3 separate regions of the Mus musculus genome follow, and all the other regions are linked to region 1. Evidence: chromatin loops called from intact Hi-C (ENCODE). Cell type or tissue: gastrocnemius. All regions are shown on one strand.

Region 1 (8,000 bases):
TAGGTTTTATAGAAGTTAAATATTACCAGGTATCATGAAAAAGCAAAGGCATTTTTAAATATCTTTAAATTTAGAAATGTGCATACTACAATTTTTTTTTAATCTACAAAACAGCTTGCTAAGGGCAGTTGAACTCAACTGTTTGTAGATGTAATGTTAATGTTATCTCAGACACATATTTTACTTAGAGAGACTTTGGCAGGATGCTCTAAAAGTGTTCTGCATGCTGACCCAACCTGGCTTTCTGGAGTAGGATTGCACATAAAATTTTCACACATTGTTCTTCTAGCATCATGGAGCAGGGTCTTTGACCAGGAGGAATGCACTGGCTCTCAGTGGGCCAAAGGACAGGTGGCTGAGGGTTCAAACCGGAACCAGAGTTGCCAGTTTGGTCCACACCTGACTCTTGCACTTGCTAGCTGAGTGACCTGTACTCAAGAACCTTATTTCTGTCCTCCAGTGCCACTGCTTCAGTGCAGACTGCTGTGAAGTGTTTAGAACTGCATTGCTGGATACACGCTTTTAGTAAGTTAATTTTTTAGAATTGTGTTGGTAAATTAATACTTTTAGTAAGTTTAGAATGTAAAAACTCAAACACACTAATTAAATGCTCCTTTTCCATTCAAGTTAGTGGCACAGAAAAGACAAACTATTATTTTTTTAGTGAAAAAGTATTATAATAATCATTATATTATTTATTCAGACGTGAAACCATGCCAGGCCTTTGAGATCTTCCAGACCCTCTTTCTTATAATGATATTCTGGAGTAGAATTCTCCCTCATCAGTTTACAATGGAGCAGGGGAAGTTGCAAGAGACTGCCTATGTTGCTCAGGGCTATACTGAAGCCCTATCGTGGACTCCACTCACACTGAAAGCTTAAATCTAATTTCACAAATGGGGACTTCTCCCGATGATAACAGGGACACTAACAGAGGAGTTAATAACACAGGAAGCCACAGCTAAGCCACATAAGTGAAATTTATCACTCAGCAGCCCTGGGTATGCTATATGTATTCCACACATGAACATGGAGGCTTGAAGACTAGAACAAATCATGCAGGCTTATGTAGAAGGTAAGACCTAGAGACACAGTACAAATCCACAAAACCTGGCTCTCATTCCTTAAGAGGAATGCTGGTAGGTTCACAGGCCAAAAGGGAAGCCAGAGCCAGAGTTTCCATATCAAAGGGACTTGGATCTTTTTCTGGAAGTAATTCTTAGAAAGACACACAGAAAGGCACAGGTAGCAAGAGTCACCCAGACCCTCCGTCTTGTCTGTAAAATGAAGAGATGAATTAGATTGCCTAAAGCTCCTAATTGTCTTAGTTCTAGTCTGTGTTATTCTCTCCTTTGCATCTGTCCCCTGGCTTCCTTGTACACTTAAACAGAAAACCTCTCCTTGGTACAGTGGTCTGTACTGCCCTTCTGGCTGCAAGTCCTGCCTGGCTGATGTCACTGCTTGTCTTCTTTTTCTTCATCCCAGTGATAAAGCTAGAAACTTCTTTGAGCAGGCTTTTATACTGACTTCTTGTATGTGAGCTGTTCTGTTCCTGGTCCTTCCTTACTGGTTCTTTAAGGGCTTCCTTCAGCAGGGCTTCTAGGACTCTCGGTGTGAGAGTGGCCTCTTATCCTGTGCCACTCTGCCTCATCCCTGGCTCTCGAGCTTCACACTCATTGGCACGGCTGGAATTCACCTTGCTTGTGTTTGCTCACTGTTCCCTACAGCCTCCACATCCACTCATCATGGACTCCAAGAAGATCGGCATCAAGTTGACATGGTAGCGGCCCAAAGTAGCACTTGAGATCTTGGGAAGTGAATGGGTTTACCTTATGTAGCCCCCCAACATATGGAAAATATGTAGCACTTAGTAGTAGCTCAATTAATACAATTGTAAAAATGATAACTCATATTTAATAAGCCATAATTGTTGGCATAATGTCAAGCCTTTTTTTACATGTTATGGCACCTAGTTTTCACCATGACCTTATGATATGAATACCATTATTATCTTAGTATTATGGGTGACATGCTGAAACTTAATTCAGAGTCACCTTAGGGTACATGCTGAAAGCATATATATATATATATATACACATATATATATATACATATATATATGTGTGTGTGTGTGTGTGTGTGTGTGTATATATATATATATATATATATATATATATATATATATCCCAGTCAGCTGTCAGCTGGAGGCTTTCTCTTTGGCCAGATGCTTACTTTTGATATAGTTTGCATTGTGTTTTATACAGCTCTGTTTAGGATAAACTTCAAAGCCGTAATTTTCTGATGGCTTCAGGTGGCAGGTGATTAATGTGCACTCACTAACTTAATTCTTACAACAGTCCTAACTGGGTGTAATTATTCTCACTTCCCACATGAGCAAGCAACAGCAAATTAGGATGATGGTTTACAAACTGATGATTAAATAGTTCTATCAGCTTAGAAAACTGCATCATAGACAGTAGGCTAGGGACATGTCTACATACAGGACTCTAGGAGTCCTAAGAAGTGAATGGCTGTTAGTCTCACTAAAAACTTAATACTTTAATGACTATGAAACTATCTACTTATTTCATTAATTATTGAATAAATCATATATTTCTTTGTAAAATATATTAACTAGCTAGATTTAGTGTAAATCAAATGCTTTGTCATTTTGTTTTAAAATTTTGTTCTGATTTATCTCAAAGACTTTTTGTTATCATAATTGGAACATGTCTTAGTAACTTTATATGTTTTTTTTCTGATTATGTTATATATACCCATATATATGAATATATGTGTGTATATGTACATATGAATATGTATATGTACATATGAATATACATACATATATACATAAATTTCCCCCACCTCCTGGGTTAGAAGGAAGTACATTTCTTCCCTCTAAAAACATGAATACATAAGCATTGGTTTTATTTTTACAAGCCCAGTGTTACTATCTGGCAGCCAGTGAATGACTGCCTGGGAGGAATGTCCCCAGTACAGCAGAGCTAGACAGTGACTGATCCACATGATACTATGAAGTCATCTCCATCATGAAGACCTGACAGAAAGAAAATGCCTACAGCCTCTGTAATTTGAAAAGAAAATGAATATGAGATATAATACCTGATGCTCTCTTGACTGTCCAAAGGTGGGCAAGGAGACTCCCTAGCAGGAGCCTGGCTCCCACTAAAACGTACCAGACAGGATGAGGATTCCCGTAGCTGCAACCAGAATTGGTGGGGTCTGAAGCCTTGAGAAGCACTTCATCAAAATCTGTTCTTATTCCACGCACGGTAGTAATGGAACAGGAAATGGGAAACCCCTAGCAAATTGTGCATCTCTAGTGTCACAGATGCAAGGGACTATTTGTGAATTGCACTTTGTAATGGTCCTATAAAACATTCTTCATCAAAAATTTCTTTTGACATCAACCTGAAGAGTCTTGTATAGAGAAGACCATAATTTTCTGAGTCTTAGTATAAGAACAAGGAGATCTACATGTGCATCATCTTTGTGTGGCACTGGGTGAAATAAAGGCACATGATGAGTCTGAGAACACTTAAAATGTAGTCAGATATTTTTCATTATACTTACACATAGATTCTAATATATAGGTAATGTGATGTCTAGGTGCCTCCATAGAAACACAAAAAAACTGTACCCTTCTCAATTTGAATTCTAAATAATATGGCCTCAGGTCCACAATAGATTCAATACAAAAAAATTGTTCTCAAAGTCAAATAAGAAAAAAAGTGTTAGGTGAAGAGAAATGTTTAAATAAAAATACACAAAAAGAACATTGAAAGGTGTGTCCCCGGGACACCCACGGTCCCTGGGAAGCCATACAGCTACCTTTCTTTTCTATTTTTTAAGTTTTGTGTTTTTTGTTTTGTTTTGTTTTGGGGGGGGGGGGTTGGTTTCGGCTTGTCAAATACAAATTCCTTTGCCAGGAAGGGGAAGTTCTCATCTCCTTGGAAGACATTTTTAAAATCCAATTCCAAAAAGCAAAGCGATTTTTGAGAATTGTTGGTTATGTTACATCAACAGTTCGGTGCCTAGGGTTAATTTGTGGAGCAAGCGGGAAGCTGGAGGGCGCCCTGGCGGCAAAGCCGGGTCGTCTTCCCGCAGCCCGGCAGCAGGGGGCCCCCCCGCTTCCCGCTCCCGGCTCCAGGATCCCCGCTCCCGGAGCCTCTAGGACGCTCCCCGCCCAAGGTCAAACTCCGCAGCCGCGTGCGTGCGGGCCGCGGCCGGGTGGCCGGCTGGCCCGCCAGCTCTGGGAAGCGGAGCCCCGCTGTGCGGGCGGGTGACCAGGTCGGTGCTCACAATGGGGCTGGGGAGTAGGGGCGCCGGCCCGCGAGGCTGCGCAGCGCCGGGGCGAGCTGGAGAGCGCGCAGCTGCTGCAGAGCGGGTCGGACGCAGAAGCGGAGAGCAGCCGGAGGGCGCCCCGCCCCAAGCAAGGTGCGGGGGCCCTCGAACACCGAGGCCTCCGCCTGTCACCTCTGCCTGTCACCTCCGTCCGCCACCTCCACGGTCTCCTCCCCTTGCTCAGGTCCACTCGGTCCCTCCCCTGGGCCGCCCAGAGCACCAAGTTGGCGGGAGCCTATAAAAGCCGGACGGTGCGACCCGCGACACACACTGCAGGACCGCTAGACGGACGACAACTTCTGCTCTGCCCCAATCACCGGCGTGACCATGTCCCACCACTGGGGATACAGCAAGCACAACGGTGAGTGGGGAGGCCGCGCGCTCCGGGCCGCGCGCTCCGGGTCTCGGCTCAGGCACCTGCCTCGCTCCGCAGATCCCGGAGCGCAGCTTGGATGCCGGGTCTCCGCTCTGGTACGTCCCTGGCGCCCGACTCAGAGCGCTCTCTAGGATCTGATCTCAAACTTGCTTGGCCGCGCACAGGGGTTGGGAGGGATAACCCAACGCAACACCCGACGACAATACCTATCGGGACCACAGCCGGTCACCCAAGGCTAACCTAGGCAGAATCGAGCAAGGGTTGTAACTAACATTTTACTTGTGTGTAGCAGAAAGGTTAAGGGGAAACACTTGTCCCCTTCACGTCTGTATCTGCTGCACTGTGGCTAAGATTCCCAGCGCACTTTGTTGTGGCATCTTCTGGAGCCCGTTTGGGTCTAATTGCGAGTTTTCCATGCATCTTTCAACTTCTAGTGTTAGAAGGTCAATCGCAGATACCTAGACGTCTTCCAGATCAAAGGCCTTGGTATATGACGCCATCTGAGGGGAAAAGAAGGTGCACTGGCTTGTGGTTGTGTGAACTTCCCAGCAAAGATAGTTCTAAAGGAGGGGCCTGAGCCTGAGTTTTGGTCTATACGGTCTTTACTGTCACCTAGTGTGGCAGCACGAGGTTCTCAGACCTGTTATAATGCCTTAGAATCTATGTTCCAAACTCAGTCACAAGAGGGCTTATATCCCCAGTCAGACCACTCTGTTTTCAGTAGTTCTGTCTAGTATTAGTCACCGAATTTGAGTGAAAAGATCTCAAAATTGCTAACGCTTGTCTGACAATGTTAAGAAATAGATGTATATTGACTCTAATTTTCGTGTTGGCCTTATGAGGTAGACTTGGAATATTATTACCCCATGTTACAAATAAAAGGACTGAGGCACATTTTGTTTTCCTAAATGTTAAGTTAGTATCACCTCCGAATGTTGAACTGAGCAGACTGTCTAGAAACACCAGTGGCTTCCGGTGGCTGGTGTCTCCCTTCCCACAGCAATGACCTAACAGCTCTCTTCTCATCTCTAGGACCAGAGAACTGGCACAAGGACTTCCCCATTGCCAATGGAGACCGGCAGTCCCCTGTGGACATTGACACAGCAACTGCCCAGCATGACCCTGCCCTACAGCCTCTGCTCATATCTTATGATAAAGCTGCGTCCAAGAGCATTGTCAACAACGGCCACTCCTTTAACGTTGAGTTTGATGACTCTCAGGACAATGCAGGTCAGTGTTTAGGAAAACATCCATCGGGCTTTTTAGCCAATAGTTATTTTCGGTCTTAATGGAAAATACAGGGACACCGGCAGGAGGTCCCTGCCACCACAATTTGTGTCCGAAAGCTGAGATGTCACTCTGATTTCTTTCATAGGTCCTAGAAGTAGGCTAATTACTGTGAAGTGTCCTCAGGGACTGTCAGATATGTAGGGCATCAGGCAAGGTGCCTGTGGGATGTCACAGAAAGCAAGTCAGGTCTTTAGCAATACAGAAACCAGGGAATTCACGAAATTTTAAACTTTTAAGATTCCCTTTAACACATTTGTCCTCCTAGATGAGAGCTATCCTCAGTAGGTATGACCTAATGTGTACTGCCTTCAAGTCAGTAGCGCAGAAAGTGATCATAATCTGAATATTTAAAAGGTTGAAGCTCTTGGTAAATATTGTTTGTATTTGTCAGTGTTGACATAGGGTGAGTATATAAAGATATAAGTATCTCGTTCAAAAATTTATTCCACAGTGAAGATTTTTCAGAGTTGTTTGGATATGCTTAGGCAGTTACTGAAAAAAAAAAAATCCAATTACCATAATTTATTTGTAATAGGGCCTGCTGACAGGATGCTGGTGAATGCTTTCTTCTTTATTTAGAAAATGGAGACCCAGTCCCATTTAGACACAGTGGCTGCCTTTACGGCCTGCTGGTTGACTTAATTGCCAGTGTCCTATTTTCCTGAATATTTTCCTTTGAAGGTCGCTGAATGAAATGGGCCTGTAAACACATTGTTTGCTAGTGGATTGGAGGAAGGGGTATTTTAGAGGGAAAGGACAAAGACAGAGGAAACAGCTACTATTGCTGTCAGAGTTGGAGCTAATGACCATGCTGAATAATAGCATGCTATATAATGTATAATTAAAGTATTACAATCAGGCGGGCCATTATGTTTCAAAAGCAGCAGAGAAATCTCAAATACCTCAGTCAGAATTAACAGCTGAAGAAAGGTGGGTTTTTAGTAATCCCAGCACTAGGGTGGCAGAGGCAGGCAGATTTCTGAGTTCAAGGCCAGCCTGGTCTACAGAATGAGTTCCAGGACAGCCAGGGCTACACAGAGAAACCCTGTCTCGAAAAAGAAAAAAAAAAAATCTCTTCTCCAGTGCAGGGGTTTTCGAACCTGACAAGTCATTCAGGGTTGGTCAGTTTGGAGGAAGCTAGGATGGTTGATTGGTCCAGAACTGTGTGTGGCCAGAGTAGGCTTCAGAACTTGTTGAGCCTGTCTATCAGCAGGGGCCTGCTAGTGGGAGGCTGAAATCTTACAGATCCTTTGTTTTAAGCTGCCAGGTTTTTGTCTCAAGTGATGAGGGTGCCAAAGAAGTGGGTTATCCTGGAAATTGGCACCTTTGCTACCTAGCCATGGCCCCCTCCCTGTCTGCTTAATTGTCTTTCTCTCTCCTGTCTGCCCTCATCACTAAGATCAGTTCACACTTCATAAACTAAGGGTCATGGGGGCAGGTGAACCTTTCCGTTGTCCTCAGAATCCACCATGTATTGAAAATATCTAAAAGAGAAGAACATACAAATATAGGCTCTGACTGTAACTTTGATACAAACAAAGAAACTGTTCAAGGAAGTGTGGACTCTTGAGTTGAGATCCAAAAGATCATAGAAAGGATTGGGGTAAGAGTTCTCTGAAGGAGAATCTGAGGCTCTAGCACAGGAGACAGACAACATGGGCCAGGGGGGTTGAAGAGAGGAAGCCAGCTCAGCTGGCACAGGTCAGGGTCCGGCGCTTTTGGAGACTAGAGTAAAGGAGATGGTTCCATAGCAGGAGCCTGCAGCTAAGCCCTTGAATTTCCAAGCAGGAAGGGGGTGGGGAGCAGGATGTGTGCTTGCCAATACTTCTTTTGACTTAAACTCCCTTCCCTGGTGGGAAATCCTGGAAAGTCTCTTAGCTAGAGATTCACAGACAATGTCCTCAGTTGGGTGTCTATCAACATCTGTGAGAAGGAAAGGCTGTCACGTTGGTGCTTATAAAAATGA
Region 2 (8,000 bases), 200 kb after region 1:
CTTTAATCCCAGCACTCGGGAGGCAGAGGCAGGTGGATTTCTGAGTTTGAAGCCAGCCTGGTCTACAAAGTGAGTTCCAGGACAGCAGGGCTATACAGAGAAACCCTGTCTCAAAAAAACAAAAATAAATAAATAAACAAATAAACAAATAAATAAATAAAAATAAATAAAGACCTCCTAATGTGGTTTATGGTATCAGTAGCCATGGATTTAAAATCCCTTCAACTCTAAGCTACGGCTCAACATTTGAGAAAACTATTCAGAATCACTAATTTACTTTTTTTTTTTAAATTTTTTTCTGTTAGGTATTTTCCTCATTTACATTTCCAATGCTATCCCAAAAGTCCCCCATACCCTCCCCCCACTCCCCTACCCACCCACTTCCACTTTTTGGCCCTGGCGTTCCCCTGTACTGGGGCATATAAAGTTTGCGTGTCCAATGGGCCTCTCTTTCCAGTGATGGCCGACTAGGCCATCTTTTGATACATATGCAGCTAGAGTCAAGAGCTCCGGAGTACTGCTTAGTTCATATTGTTGTTCCACCTATAGGGTTGCAGATCCCTTTAGCTCCTTGTGTATTTTCTCTAGCTCCTCCATTGGGGGCCCTGTGATCCATCCAATAGCTGACTGTGAGCATCCACTTAAGTGTTTGTATGGCCCTGGCATAGTCTCACTAGAGACAGCTATATCAGGGTCCTATCAGCAAAATCTTGCTAGTGTATGCAATGGTGTCAGCGTTTGGAGGCTGACTATGGGATGGATCCCTGGATATGGTAGTCTCTAGATGGTCCATCCTTTTGTCTCAGCTCCAAACTTTGTCTCTGTAACTCCTTCCATGGGTGTTTTGTTCCCAATTCTAAGAAGGGGCAAAGTGTCCACACTTTGGTCTTCCTTCTTCTTGAGTTTCATGTGTTTTGCAAATTGTAACTTATATCATGGGTATTCTAAGTTTCTGGGCTAATATCCACTTATCAGTGAGTACATATCATTTGAGTTCTTTTGTGATTGGGTTACCTCACTCAGGATAATGCCCTCCAGGTCCAACCATTTGCCTAGGAATTTCATAAATTCATTCTTTTTAATAGCTGAGTAGTACTCCATTGTGTAAATGTACCACATTTTTTGTATCCATTCCTCTGTTGAGGGGCATCTGGGTTCTTTCCAGCTTCTGACTATTATAAATAAGGCTGCTATGAACATAGTGGAGCATGTTTCTTTCTTACTAGTTGGAACATCTTCTGGATATATGCCCAGGAGAGGTATTGCGGGATCCTCCGGTAGTACTATGTCCAATTTTCTGAGAAACCACCAGACTGATTTCCAGAGTGGTTGTACAAGCTTGCAATCCCACCAACAGTGGAGGAGTGTTCCTCTTTCTCCACATCCTCGCCAGCATCTGCTGTCACCTGAATTTTTGATCTTAGCCATTTTGACTGGTGTGAGATGGAATCTCAGGGTTGTTTTGATTTGCATTTCCCTGATGATTAAGGATGCTGAACATTTTTTCAGATGTTTCTCATACATTCAGTATTCCTCAGGTGAGAATTCTTTGTTTAGCTCTGAGCCCTAGTTTTTAATGGGGTTATTTGATTTTCTGGAGCCCACCTTCTTGAGTTCCTTATACAAATTTGATATTAGTCCTCTATCTGATTTAGGATAGGTAAAGATCCTTTCCCAATCTGTTGGTGGCCTTTTTGTCTTATTGACAGTGTCTTTTGCCTTACAGAAGCTTTGCAGTTTCATGAGGTCCCATTTGTCAATTCTTGATCTTACAGCACAAGCAATTGCTGTTCTATTCAGGAATTTTTCCCCTTTGCCCATATCTTCAAGGTTTTTCCCACTTTCTCCTCTATAAGTTTCAGTGTCTCTGGTTTTATGTGGAGCTCCTTGATCCACTTAGATTTTACCTTAGTACAAGGAGATAGGAATGGATCAATTCGCATTATTCTACATGATAACCACCAGTTGTGCCAGCACCATTTGTTGAAAAGCCTCAAATAATCCAAACTTGAGAGGAGAACACACACACACACACACACACACACACACACACACACACACACACACACACACCCCAGGAACATTTGTGTGTCCTAGTATGTACAAAAACTTCTATGAACATATTTATACATGTTTAATTTATAACTTGAGAGAAACACAGACACCTAAATTGAAACTTGTCAAGGAAGCAAGTAATTATAGTTTTAAAGTAACCATGGCTAAGAGTCAAATATGAGAAGAAGCTCTAGGTTAATGCTATAATTGTTGCCAAGATAGTGTATTTGTTTAATACACATCATTGTAAGTCAAGATGAGAAATCCTTTCTGGTGAACATGTACCATACTCTCGTGAGGGAGCATGCAGCTTCAGAAACATTCTTTTAGATGTTATCTTCAGGTATGTTTGTTTCCTGGCCTCCTTCAAAGTGTCCCAAGCAACCTATTCCTTCTGTTCTACTTATATGCTACCACATGCTTGCAATGTCTGCAGACAGGGTATTGAATTGGATGGAAAAAATCATCCAGAATCATCCAGCAGAAATTACTTTCGTACAACATGTAAGAAATCACTTGTGTGGGATCACAGTTTATTTACTTTTCTTAACATTTTGCTTCTTGACATAAGTTGAAAGTACATGATCTGACACAATTTGGACATGGGAATACTTTCCTAAGGGTCTTAACTATTTATTGGCTGAAAACTTTCATACAATATATTTTTATTATATATAAGATTGGGGCTTGATCTGGAACGTAGTTTATATACCCACTATCATCCCACTGGAGAAAACTTACTTCTCCTGTCCCTGCAGGCTAGAATTGCAAATAAAGCTGTGACTTGAAGCACTTCCCTTTCTCTGTGCTGGGATTTTTTTTTTTTCCAGTTTGAACTTGTGCACATCTTATGTGTGTCACTGAGTTTAGATGTGCATCCGACTCTGTTTCCTTGGCATCATCCACCAATTCCAACTATTACAATCTTTCCACCTTCTCTTCTGCAAAGATCCTAAGCCTTGTCGAGAGTGCTTTGATGAAGATATCTCATATAGACCCAACTTTTCTAAAGTATTTCACTTTTTGATCTTTGGGTTTCTTTGTTAATTCCCATCTACTGCAAGAAGAAGCAAAAAGTAGGCAGTATCTAAGGATAGAGCAATACGTTATTAGGAGTCATTTTATTGCTATGGACCTTAATAATGTAATAGTCTAAGGTTTCCCCTTAGTACTAATGAGCTGTCTAATCTCAGGTTCTTAGTCACTTTGTCAATGTCAGGTATGTGTTTTCCCTCATAGGGTGTGTCTTAATTTCCTTTTAAGTTTTCTTTTACTTGATTGCTCCCATAATATTTTCACTATCACTGAATCTGCATATCTTGTAGGCAGGTAGCTACTGTAAGGCACAGCGTTCAAGGTGGTGTGATATTGACAATTCCGTCTCTCCTCTGGTAGTGTATACTGTACCTTCCAGCACAATGAATGGTACTTAGTAGGGTTGAAGTTTCTAGTTGGCATCAGCTCAGTTTTTCATGATTAATGAAATGAGTATGTTTTATCCTCAGCAATAGGGCCTTGCCCTCAAGCAGTGGAGGATAACAAACATTACCTATATTTTGTAATGCTGGGGGTGGGAGGCACCTAAGGGACCCCTGCGACCAATGACTCAGAAGACATAATCTATTACTGGTACTGGGAGTTTTACTTGGTAGGATAACATGACTAGTTAGTACTTTGTCTTCTTCTATCCTCCTGGATTCCTGTGTGCACAGATTAGCAGTTTAGGCCTGTTTGATAGTTCATTAAGATTGCCAAATATCAATCCTCAGGTTAAAATCAGATGTTGAGTTTTAATATATTTTAAAAATAATTTTATGCATATTGAAGAGGAGGAATGATGATATATAGAGTACAAAGTTTGCCATACTTCAAAGAAAATAATAATTAATAAAAGGATCTATAGTAATTTATTTTATAACTATTAATCAAATAGTTTTCAGCAGAAATAGTCTCTGGACTTAGCCATTACTGATATCCCCTATAACATTATGCTGCCATTGAGAAGTGTCTGTGCCCCAAATAATCTCTTAAGAAAGGCTTTTAGTGATCTGTAGACATTGTAATGTGCATAGGTGTTTACAGCATGACAATTCTGCTGCACAATGACACAAGTAACAAGAAGACCCCAAAGGAAGATGGTTCCAGCAGGGACTGAGAATTCTGTCTCCAGAATTCTTGTCTCTAGATCTTATGGTTCTGAAGGCATTCAGCCTCAGTGTGTCCAGTGACTTTTCATCTGACAGAGCCCTCGACCTTACAATATGACTCCCCTGTGAGAATGTTCAGGTAAAGGCATCTTTCCTGTCTAACCCTGCTGCCTTAGTTTAGCCATTCTGAACTCCTGTCTTGATTTCACTCATAAATCATTTCCTGTCACACTTATGGTTTGTTCCCAACTTTCCAGTCTTTCTGAAGTACAGGAGCCTGAAAATAACTTCCCAGATGTGTCTACTGCCCTCCTCTGGGATATTCTTCAGAGACAAGCTTAAAATAGTGCTGGCCTTCTGAGCCTGGGACTTCAGCATTCTCAGGCAATTGTGCATTTTCAAAATTAAAATAAAAGATTGAAAATCTCCACTAACCACATAACATTCAGTTCACCAATTCATTTTGTACAAAGCCATACATATTTTAAAGATAGAGGTTATGTTCATAGAGGGGTGACTCGGCTCATGACACAGTGAGATATTTTAGGCTTCTTCTGTTCTCCAAACCATGTTAGTGGCTAAAAAGCATTTCAGAGCATCTGGGCTTGATGGGCAACAAGATGACACTGAGACCTTAGTGTGATCACATTATAAGGATTTAAAAATTCTTCCTGAAAAAAATTACTTTAAAAAAATCCAAACAAAATGAAGTGAGCACAACTAAGTGAAATGTATAAAATAAATAGGAATGAATTAACACAGCAAAACAGAGAGCTCTCATTTCCCCAAGTAATTTATGTTAGAGTAGATTGGGTTGTGTGTGTGTGTGTGTGTGTGTGTGTGTGTGAGAGAGAGAGAGAGAGAGAGAGAGAGAGAGAGAGAGAGAGAGAGAGAGGCCTAGTGCATTTTTAAAAGGTATTTTCTTAATTTACATTTCAAATGTTATCTCCTTTCCTGGTTTCCCCTCTGAAAACTCCTTATCCTCTCCCTCCTCCCCCTGCTCCCCAACCCACCCACTCCCACTTCCTGGACCTGACATTCCCCTATACTGGGGCATAGAACCTTCAAGGACCAAGGGCCTCTCCTCCCATTGATACTTAGTGCTTAAAACTGGACTCTCCAGAAGTGGTATGCACTCTTTTCTCCTGGGTCATGTCTCGAGCTCCCTCCTGTGTAATTTCAAAAGTACATGTATACATGTATATTTAGGACCAATTGAAATTCAAAAACACATCTGTTGGAGTAGCCTAGTTATGTGTTTCCCTCTTCTCTTTCATGGCCTGTCTGGGTATCCTGGCACTGTCCTAATCCTACTGAATTTCAGCACTTTAGTTCTAGGAATATAAGTCTCATTGTGAGACTAGGAGAGAGGGCATGAGTATTCAGGTTCCAGAAAGTAAAGAATAGCACTCATCCCCAACAGGTGAACATGTTTACCATCTGAGCTTCAGTGTCCTCCTTATCAAAATTGTCCTGTATCTTCTAATACTTGGTGTGTCCTTCTGCTAAAACTGAAGACACTTTGTTTCTTTTATATTTTTTTTTAAGGGGGAAACAAGCTCTCTCTCTCTCTCTCTCTCTCTCTCTCTCTCTCTCTCTCTCACACACACATTTGAGAGAGAGACACACAAATAGAAAGAGACAGAGAGAGATCATGAAGTTGAGTGGATAAGGAGTTGGGAAGATCTGGGAGGAGTTGAGTGAGGGGCAAGAATATGATCAAAATATACGGTATGGAATATATTGTATGGAAAAATTTCTAATAAAATTTAATTTAGAGAAATAGCTTTGGTGCAAAGCCACTTTTTAAAACCAGAGCTTCTAAATTCTACCTGCTCTTTGGTGTCTAGATAGCTGAATGATGATTCTGGTTTTTGTTCAGAAGTCATTTAAAAGTTTTACCATTTGCTCTACCCCCATTCCCAAGACACACCCAATTGGAGATTGGCCTGGTAAGTCTCAGGAACCTATAATCTAGTTTTTCTACCTGACCAGTCTACTAATTTTATCATTAATAGTTTATTTCATCATTGACATCAAGACAGGTAGGTATGTCAAGTGGAGCAATGAAAAAGCAATATGCAATTCAAAGATGGTAAAGAACATTAAATAATTGCCCCCACTTTTGATTTCACCAAGAAGAGAATTGAAAGTGCAGGTCCTAGTTCATGCAACCTCTTCCACCAACATCTTGGCTAGCTAAAGGACTTGACATTAAGTAGAACAGTAAATTCTGCTTGGAAAAGAATTGTTCTGAAGAGTGCTTTCAAGATAAAAAGTACTTCATGGAATTTTAATGGCAATTTTTTTATTCAAGCTAATGCTTCAAAGTTAAACTTTTACTAGACAACATTATAAATAAACATGATGGTATTAACTGAAATGAAAAAGACACTTTTAATATTTTACAAATCAACCTAGGAATTTTTAAATGGAACAATAATTTATTTTAAATTTTATAGAGAAAAAATGTGATGTTATTGATAATATATATATTTCAATTCTAAGCAATATTAAATGGTTTGTATACAAATTTTGAAGGAAATTCTAAAAGAACAATATTTTTAAAAAGTATGTTTTCATAGGTTGTCAAGACTTATTAAAAATCACTTTGCCCCTTCTTAGAATTGGGAACAAAACACCCATGGAAGGAGTTACAGAGACAAAGTTTGGAGCTGAGATGAAAGGATGGACCATCTAGAGACTGCCACACCCAGGGATCCATCCCATAATCAGCCTCCAAACGCAGACACCATTGCATACGCCAGCAAGATTTTGCTGAAAGGACCCTGATATAGTTGTCTTTTGTGAGGCTATGACAGTGCCTGGCAAACACAGAAGTGGATGCTCACAGTCAGCTATTGGATTGAACATAGGGTCCCCAATGGAGGAGCTAGAGAAAGTACCCAAGGAGCTAAAGGGGTCTGCAACCAGATTGATGGAACAATATGAACTAACAGTACCCCCCAGAGCTCATGTCTCTAGCTGCATATGTAGCAGAAGATGGCCTAATCGGCCATCACTGGGAAGAGAGGCCCCTTGGCCTTGCAAACTTTATATGCCTCAGTAGAGGGGAACATCAGGGCCAAGAAGTGGGAGTGGGTGGGTAGAGGGGTGGTGGGGGAGGGTATGGGGGTCTTTTGGGATAGCATTTGAAATGTAAAATAAGAAAATACCTATTTAAAAAAACATTAAAAATTATTTTTATCTTATGTATATGAGTGTTTTGCCTACATGCCTGTCTGCGCACCTATCATGTGCATGCCTAGTGCGAGTGAAAGCCAGAGAGAATGTTGGATCTCTGAATATGGAGTTATAAATTATTGTGTTCTATTATGTGCTTAAGCCTGTGCCTCTCCCTTTATCCAACCCTGTCTCAGTTTAAGCCCACACTTAAGGTGGGATTTACTAATTGGAACGGAGGGGTGGAGATGGGAATGGGTAAGCTCTAGGGAACATGTTCCCTCTGCAGCCTGTGTCTACTGGCCCTGCTGCTTCCCCCCATAAGCCCTGCCCAGGTGACCTGTTCCCATACCATGGATTGGAGAAAGCCAAGCTCCGAAAGCACCTCTATTTGTTCCCTTGGGAACTGAAGCAACTCAGGAAGAGATCTGCCTCCAAGGACTATTTCCCACTATACCCTAGAAATGGTCTAGGGGTTACCGCTTCAGGAGTACTTTGTGTTTTCTTTTAGCTTTGCAGTTTTAAATGCCCTGCCCCCGCACTGCCCCTCTCCCCCTAAGTGTCTGAACGCTTGTAGAGCTTTTTACACCCAGGTCTGAAAATGTAGTTCTACTG
Region 3 (8,000 bases), 170 kb after region 1:
AGACAGTAAAGAAAGCAAACAAAATGAAGCACGCAAAAGTTAAGAAACAGTAAGCATTCATCTATCTAGAAAAGATTAACAGCTGGAGAAGTAGCATGAGGGAAAATGTGCTTAATATACCCCAGGCCCTGCATAAATCCTCAGGAAAAATGAAAAGAAAAAAAAAACTATCCTAAAGATATCTCAACAAAAATTTAAAGCTAACTCAACTGTTTTCAATGTAGGCTGTTAAGAAAACAAAGTTAATTAAGTGGTTTTATGCTTTTTACAATGTAAATTCAGTGAAAGCTTTTTAAAATAACATAACTTTCAGAGAATTTAAACAATTTAGATGTATTTGGTGATATTTAGTACTTGTTCATATTTTTGATTTGTTTGTTTCTTAACACAAGGTCTGCAATTGCTATTTTATTTTTAGCTCAGAAACAAACTGTTCTCAATTCTTACTTATAATATGTCCCACTATAAGCAAATGTAACCCATTAAATTTGAAGTGGCCTGTACTTGAAAAACTATATCTCCTTTCAAGGCACTTTGCTAATTAAATTATGAAACAAAGCATGGCCATCAGTGGAAAGAGTGGCCCATTGGTCATGCAAAGTTTATATGCCTCAGTATAGGGGGACGCCAGGGCCAAGAAGTGGGAGTGGGTGGGTGGGGGAATGGTGGGGGAGGGTGTAGGGAATTTTGGGATAGCATTGGAAATGTAAATGAAATAAATAAATAATAAAAAATGAATAAAAAAATAAAACAAAGCATGGAAATCTATGAGTCTGGTAAGTGCTTTAATCTGTGGTTTATTCTCAGCAGTGAGCATGGTTCTTCAGAAAAAGGCAGTTCACAGAAATCCATATTACAGCTTCTCCTTCCTCTGCTCCCCCACTTCTCCTCCACCTTCTCCTTCCATCTGGATCGAGTCTCTTTCTGTCTCTCATTGGAAAACAAACAGATTTCTAAGGAATAATAATAAGATAAGATAAAACAAAACCAACTCATTGCAATTGGGCAAAACAAATGAACAGAAGGAAAGGAGCAAGAGAAAGCATAAGTAACAGAGACGCACTAGTTCTCACGAGTTCCATAAAAACAAACTGGAAGCCATATGTAAAGGACCTGGTGCAGACCAGTGCAAGGCCTTTCCAAGCTTCAGTTTCTGTGAGTTCATATGAGCTTTGATCACATGGAACTAGAAGGCAAGCTGTCGTTTCAAAATTCTTATTTTCAAAATGTGGCCTCCTAAAATCCATATTTGCCCATGGCATTAGCAAGTTAATTGCCTGAAAATATATGTGTGTGTGTGTGTGTGTGTGTGTGTGTGTGTGTGTATTAGACTGGAAAGATGGCTAACACTTGGAACTAGAAGGCTTCCTTTTCTTTGTGTCTTCCATCCCCTCTGACTTTCTCTCTCTCTCTCTCTCTTTCTCTCTCCCTCCCTCCCCTCTCCCCGCCTTTCTTTCTTTCTTTCTTTCTTTCTTTCTTTCTTTCTTTCTTTCTTTCTTTCTTTCTTTCTTCCTTTCTTCCTTCCTTCCTTCCTTCCTTCCTTCCTTCCTTCCTTCCTTCCTTCCTTTCTTTCTTTCTTTCTTCCTTTCTTTCTTTATTTCCTGGTTTCTTTGTTTCTTTATTCCTCTTTTCTACCTTTCTTTCTTTTTTTCTTAACAGTAATATTTGGTTTTACAATAATATGTCCTCGGGTTATTTAATCTCAGGCTCTTGGTCATCCAAGCAGTGTTAGGTATTGGATTCAACTCTGAGAGTAGGCTTTTTGTCAGATGTTGGTTGGTTACTCCCTCAGCCTTTTGTGCCCCCATTGTATTAGCATACCTTGCAGGCAGGATACTATAGCAGATTCACAGGATTGTGACTGAATCTGTGCTTAACAATTCTCTTTTGGTAGCATGGGAATACCCTTTTGTCATATTATGCATGAGTAGGCATGAGTGCATTGTTCATTCTGAATTACTAACCTCAGAGTAACCACCTTCTCCTATCTCTTTTCATTGTGTTGGTTTCCACCTGATACAACAGGCTAAAGCTCTGCACAGTCAATTGTGAGTATATTTAATGAGTAAAAGACACAGAAATGCAGTCTCCATTCTTCTCCTCTTCATTCACTAAGTTGTTCTCCAAAATCTGGATGAATGAAAACATTTAATATATGGGGACACCAATCTTATCAGGTGGAACAGCTCTGACTCACAGATTTAACTAGCTTTATTCTTAGATAATATAATGATGACCAACATAGAAACTGTAATACATGGTCAATTTTTGGCTTTATTAAACAATATAGTTAAAGACATTATCATAATAACAGATTCTATTTTCTATGACATATACTGAGTATTGGGGACAATGTATGTTGGAGGTTGGCATTATTCAACCTCCAATATGGAGATGGTTAGAAAATGCAGAACAATTATTTTAATTTCTTTTCTGCAAATAATTCAATATAATGATGTTGGCTTTCAGTTTATGCTTTATGTCTTATCCTTTCTTGGTTCAAATTTTAATTATAGCTCTTCCTTTATGGAATGGTGATGGGCACAGAGTGAAAGGCAGGGCTCCTGGATTTCCAGACAGCATGTAATCTTATGATTGCTGAAAACAGCCCTAATTACTCATACTCTATGGGAAAACTACTTGATATAAGATTTTGCAAGGAAAATGGAGACATCAAAGAGTGACTATGCACTAAAAATAAGTAGTTGGAGTAGAAACAACTTTACATTTATTGACTTTCTTAGATTCTAATGCCATAAGAAAAATCCAACCACTTAAGTATTTTGAATTCTGATATTTCCTTTCTAAGTTTTAATGGTATTTCTCACTTTTAAGTCAAAACAACATACTCATAAAATGTAAAGAAATTAGAATTAAATAGTATGTAGTGACCAATTCTACTGATATAATTGGGATTAACTATTGTATTGGGTAGTTTAGATAATTTAACATTGACCTTTAGTGAAATTTTTAGTAAAATTATCCCAAGAGGGGCAGCAAGTTTGAGACTGGAGCCAGATTGTATGGTTTAGGATTTGGCAAGCGCAATGACATTAGGCAGGCTATTTAATCTTTAAAGCCCAATTTCATTCTTCATTAAATGAGATTAATGATAATATAAACATCCTATAATCCCTTTGAAGAATAAAGAAGTTAATGTATTAATATATGTGGGAAGAGTCTGTCACATAAGTATTCTATAAGTGTAAATTACTGAGGTCATGTGCCACCTAACCTTGATTCAGTTAACAAGGGCCAGCATGTATGGCAGCAGACATTAATCTCATTCACATATGCCTAGTTAAATTAAACAGAGGCAACTTAATTTGGATAACTGCCATCTATTGTATTCAATCAAAGTTTCTGGACAATGAAGTTCTCAAAAAATATTGTTATCAAGCAACATTTGTATTTGGAAAATAATAAGACTGAATAAAAGACTTTTTGAAATTCAGTGAAACTGAGGTAGATATTGATGCTCAGATTTACAAAAGAGGAATATTTACAGTCCAGGAACTTTGCCTATAGTGTCAAATAATAAAAGTATGATTTTGTGTATTGCTACATAACTGTCATATCCAATTAGATATTGTCAACCCAGAATTTATTTACTCATTCACATATATGTACTTATTTTCACATATCTTTACCTCTATAAAAATATAAGGGAATAACAAAGTCATAATTACACAAGAACAGTGAAGAGAAGTCTAAGCCTACTGTAAGGAAGAGATGGATAGAAGACAGAGCTTAAGCTTTAGCTAACTTGAGCTATACTACAGATGAAGTGGGTTACTCTGTAACCTGGACATTAGCACCCACAAAGCCTTTAGAGATGTCCAATGATGAGTTTACTCTGGGTCTTCATCATGTTTGTGAAACTAGGGACCATCCTAGACCCTGGTTGCTAAACAGTGGTTATGCCAGGCATCTAATAAATATTTATTAAATGAACACATCAGAACCAGTAGCATGTTTGGGGTGAGAACATATTGAGACAGGCAGAAAGCTTTCTTTGTAGGGAAATACCTGGGTAGGTTAAAGGAGATCTGAGCAAAGCAAGTATATTATGGGTTCCATAGAACAGGGCAACCCACAGATTCTGTACCTACTGACAAGACGTCTGTCTTCTATGTATAATAAGTTCTTGTTTTTCCTGGTAAGATTTCAACTTACCCATGTGCCTCCAAATTTAATTCATTTCAATAAACTTAGAGGGTGTCTCCTTCACTATCCCCTGGGGTACCATTTATCATTCTGTGCTGGATTGCAATCCCTCACAGATGGTACAGTTTCTGGTCTATAAAGGGACTGCACCCATTCTTCTATCTCAAAATGGAGTCAAAGACTGCTTGAAAAATGGAATTTCCTAGGGGAAAATCCACCATTTTTTACAATAGGTAGTTACATCCAGTATGATATAACCTTGATGACAACTTAATAAAGCCTACATTGTTTTTCCATTATAAAAATAATATACATCTGAAAAAAATCTTTATTTTCTAAATTTTGCTCTTATCTTTATCTATTATTATGTACAGTCACTTTCCCTAAAATTTTACTTGCCTTTTGGTGAGATGACCTTGGATGAGTTTTTTAATAGGTAGTGTAAAGAATAAATTTTTGATATATTACATATCTGAGAATATATTTATAGGTACTCTTATTAATTTATCTAAAAATAGAAATTTATTTCAGACTATTGATGGTTTCCAAAGTGGTTTTAGACTACACTGGGTACATTCAGGGTGGTAAAGCCACAGGTCAACGTGTCTTTAGCTAATCATTATTCTTCAAGAAATTTTATTTACACTTGTTCTTTAAATGAAAGATTTTGAGTATCACCCCTGTCCTTTCTCTTCCTCTTCTTTCTCCCTTGCTTTGTTTTTGTTCTGTTCTCTTTTGCTGGCTAAACCAGTGCTTTGATTTTCATTGTGATGTGACTTAATGCCTATTTAACTTAGTCGAATTCATCAATCAACATCCTTAAATCCCAGGGAACTGTTTTGATTATGTTATTATCCATTTATATGTGTTTTTTCTGGCTTTTATATATATATATATATATATACTTTAAAATTTGATGGGTTGTTTTGTTTTATAGTTTTGGTTTTAGAATTTCATAGGTAAATGTGCCTCATTTCTCAGAGGATTTCAGTTTGGTTCCCAGTCACCACTTTGAGTAGATTCCCAACCATCTGAAATTCGAGCTCCATGAGATCCAGCACCCCGTTCTGGCCACTCTGTGTACCTGCGTGCACATGGCTTTCACTCACACAGGTATTCACATATATAAAAAATAATCTGCAAAGGAAAAATAAGTTAAGATTTATGAGGATTATGTTTTATCAAAAATAGATCACATTAAAATAAAATTGAAACTTAATAATGGTAAAATACAACAAAGCACATAAAGACAACGCAGTGTTTCAGTTGCTTAAGTACCTCAAATCCTTATACAGTTTACAGCTCTGCAAGCACTGTCCTCTTCTTTATGTAGGAAAACAATTTTACAATATTTCCTATGGTCAGAACATAAATATTTAAGACTTTCTTCTCATTAATGAAATGGTACTACTTAGTAGGTTTGAAAATTTTTCTTTCAGATTATTAACTTGTTATAATGTTGCATTAAGTTTTAAGATAGTAGTTTTGAGAAAACCACTCAAGTTTGCTTCATGTATGCACTAGACCATTGTCAGACATTATCTAGTGCACTTCTGTTGGAGGAAGGCTTTTATTCTGAACACTTATTCAACAGAAAGATGAAAAGATATAAGGTATACAACTGATGTTGGCAGAATTCTCGGGAACCAAGCTCAGGCAAAAAGGTTTTGCTGACCTTGGCCTTTTCTTAACAATTTCTGCACCGTGGTTGTCATAAAAAGCTCTTATCCACCATGTGTTACCATGATAATAAGCTCACTCAGACCCAGAACCAACAGAGACATTCTGAAACCACAGGCCCACATTACTCATTCCTCTCTTAAGCTGCTGTGTCAGACATGTTGATACAGCAACAGAAGTGTGTCCCGGTCTATTAACTCCTGCAGCTGTTCCTTCTGGTAAGCAGCCCTGGAAGGTTAATTCAGACACAGTGTCCTTGAAATTTGTACATTTGATATTTTGCAGCATTACTAATGTTATTTCAATTAAATACTGTAAACTTACCATGTATCTGATATTGACCACAATTGTTTTCTTTGTAAAATGACATCTGGAAAGTTATATACTCATAGCATTTTAGTATAAGTATAAAATGAGAAAGAGGGTTTTAGTTTGAGGAAATGACTTTAGAAGCTAAGAGAATCTACCACCTATGTAATTTCATCATTCTTTTTTGTTTTTTTCTGAGCAAATTGTACCTATTAAGCTAAGATCAGGACAAACTATATAATACAGTGACATTATCTATAACATGGTTGTAGAGAATGCTGATCTCAGGAAAGCTTCAGTAAGAAATAAACCCACACATCTCTAAGAGATGTACTCTTTATCAGAACGGAATGGTATACATGATTAATATTACAGAATACAAAGAAAGATAGTCTGAATTACTATAAAGTACCTATGTGCACAATATTTCAAACACTTCCATATAAATATTTATATGTTTTTCTTTAATCCGCAGCTACCTTAAGAGTTCCCTTGAATGCTGCAGTTGATTAAAAAAAAAAAAAAAAAAAAAACAAAAAACCTCCTTAAAGGAAAGACATCAAGAAAGAAAGGTAATAACTCCATCATCCTGAGGGGAAATTCTTGTGCTTCCCAAATGCGTCCTCCCTTTCACCATACTCCGCTCAGCACTGGTCTCAATCTCTGCTTTTCCTTGTACATCTAAGTTCTAGAAGATGTACTCCCTTTTTGTAGGTGCAGCCATAGTCTGCATCATTAAGGGTACATAGTGTCTTGTGAGCCACAGACATTCTTCTTCTATGTTATACTGATTTAATTAGGCCATTTCTTAGAACCAGACACACTGTTGGAAGAGCCCACAAAGAGCTGAAGAATCCTCTGCCTTAACAATCCTCAAGCATTCAGCCAGAGACTGTGTGGGAAATCCTTCACAAAATACAGGTTTTGTCAATTTGAATATTATTTAATATAGAAAATATACATGCGTGAGACCATGGATATTAGTTCTATTGTAGGCAGCGAATTTGTTGTAAAGTATTACTTATGATTTTTTGGAGACTTGCTTGTTGGGGCCGGCCTGCAGCTCTCATGTCCGGGTTCGAGCCTGGAAGACATCTTGGAACTGGAAGAGAAGAGGGAATCTAGGCGGGTAGAGAAATAATGGAACCAAGACAAGCTAGTCTGCTCAAGGTTCAAATTTTTAATGGCGGACACGCTTTATAAAGGAGAGGGAAAAGCCCATTCCCTCCAAATCATCTTTGGAGCCCAGCTGCAGGTGACCACATGTAGGATCAGATGTAGACTTTGGAACAGCTAGGCCCACTCCCAGAAGGTAGCAGCAGCGGCAGTGGCAGAACAATAGAGTGATCCAGGGAGGCAGGCTCCACCCTAGGTGATCTCCTTAGTGGCAAGCAAAGTCAAGGTCTGGCTCAGCCTGCTTCAGGCTTGTGGGAGGCTACATCTCCTTCCTGTTATTAATATAAAAAAGAAAGGCTGGACTGTGGCATACAATTTATTTATGCTCTATAGTTCTGCCTGATTTCTTTGGGCCTAGTGAAGAAACCTGTCTCAGTGGGATTCCCTAACTTTTCTCATGGTAAACCCTTGTTTGATTAAGACTGTCCTTACTGTCCTAGTAAACATTTTGCAGACCTGCCCTGAGCTGTTGGCTCTGTCTTTTGTAATGCTTAATTAGTTACTGAATAGGTAACTTCCTTGCTGAATTCCTACTGAGTTCCAAGTTGTCGGCTTCAAGGTCTTACTTGGATGTTGGAATACTGGCGAAGGCTTAACTATGCCAGAATTCAATCTTAAAAGGCACTTATAATAAGATAATACAAAAAGAGAGCACGCGGATCCATACA

What was found. Peaks named below come from ENCODE experiments on the same cell type or tissue, not always from the same donor. Only the 100,000 strongest peaks of a DNase experiment are listed, where the experiment ranks them.
Region 2: it touches region 1 in a loop (2.5-fold over the local background); 7 of 42 quality-filtered maps call a loop at or near these places.
Region 3: a loop joins it to region 1, with 4 times the contacts of the local background. A loop is called at or near these places in 3 of 42 quality-filtered maps.

What each region holds. Positions count from the first base shown.
Region 1 is chr3:14,882,058-14,890,057 of GRCm38, forward strand. It overlaps Car2 (carbonic anhydrase 2), which reads left to right and starts at 4,231. Exons shown (of 7, transcript NM_009801.5): 1 at 4,231-4,729; 2 at 5,777-5,974. The coding sequence starts at 4,696. In gastrocnemius, a CTCF peak has its summit at 4,109 (motif pointing right); DNase peaks (open chromatin) are centred at 4,281 and 4,554; H3K4me3 peaks cover 1,791 bases; H3K27ac peaks cover 1,183 bases.
Region 2 is chr3:15,085,859-15,093,858 of GRCm38, forward strand. No RefSeq gene overlaps it. Among named protein-coding and RNA genes, the nearest start is that of Gm42000, 34 kb to the left of the region's middle. In gastrocnemius, a CTCF peak has its summit at 4,511 (motif pointing left); no DNase peak of the experiment used is centred here.
Region 3 is chr3:15,048,206-15,056,205 of GRCm38, forward strand. It overlaps Gm42000 (a long non-coding RNA gene), which reads left to right and starts at 7,890. Exons shown (of 3, transcript XR_878682.2): 1 at 7,890-8,000. In gastrocnemius, no CTCF peak of the experiment used is centred here; no DNase peak of the experiment used is centred here.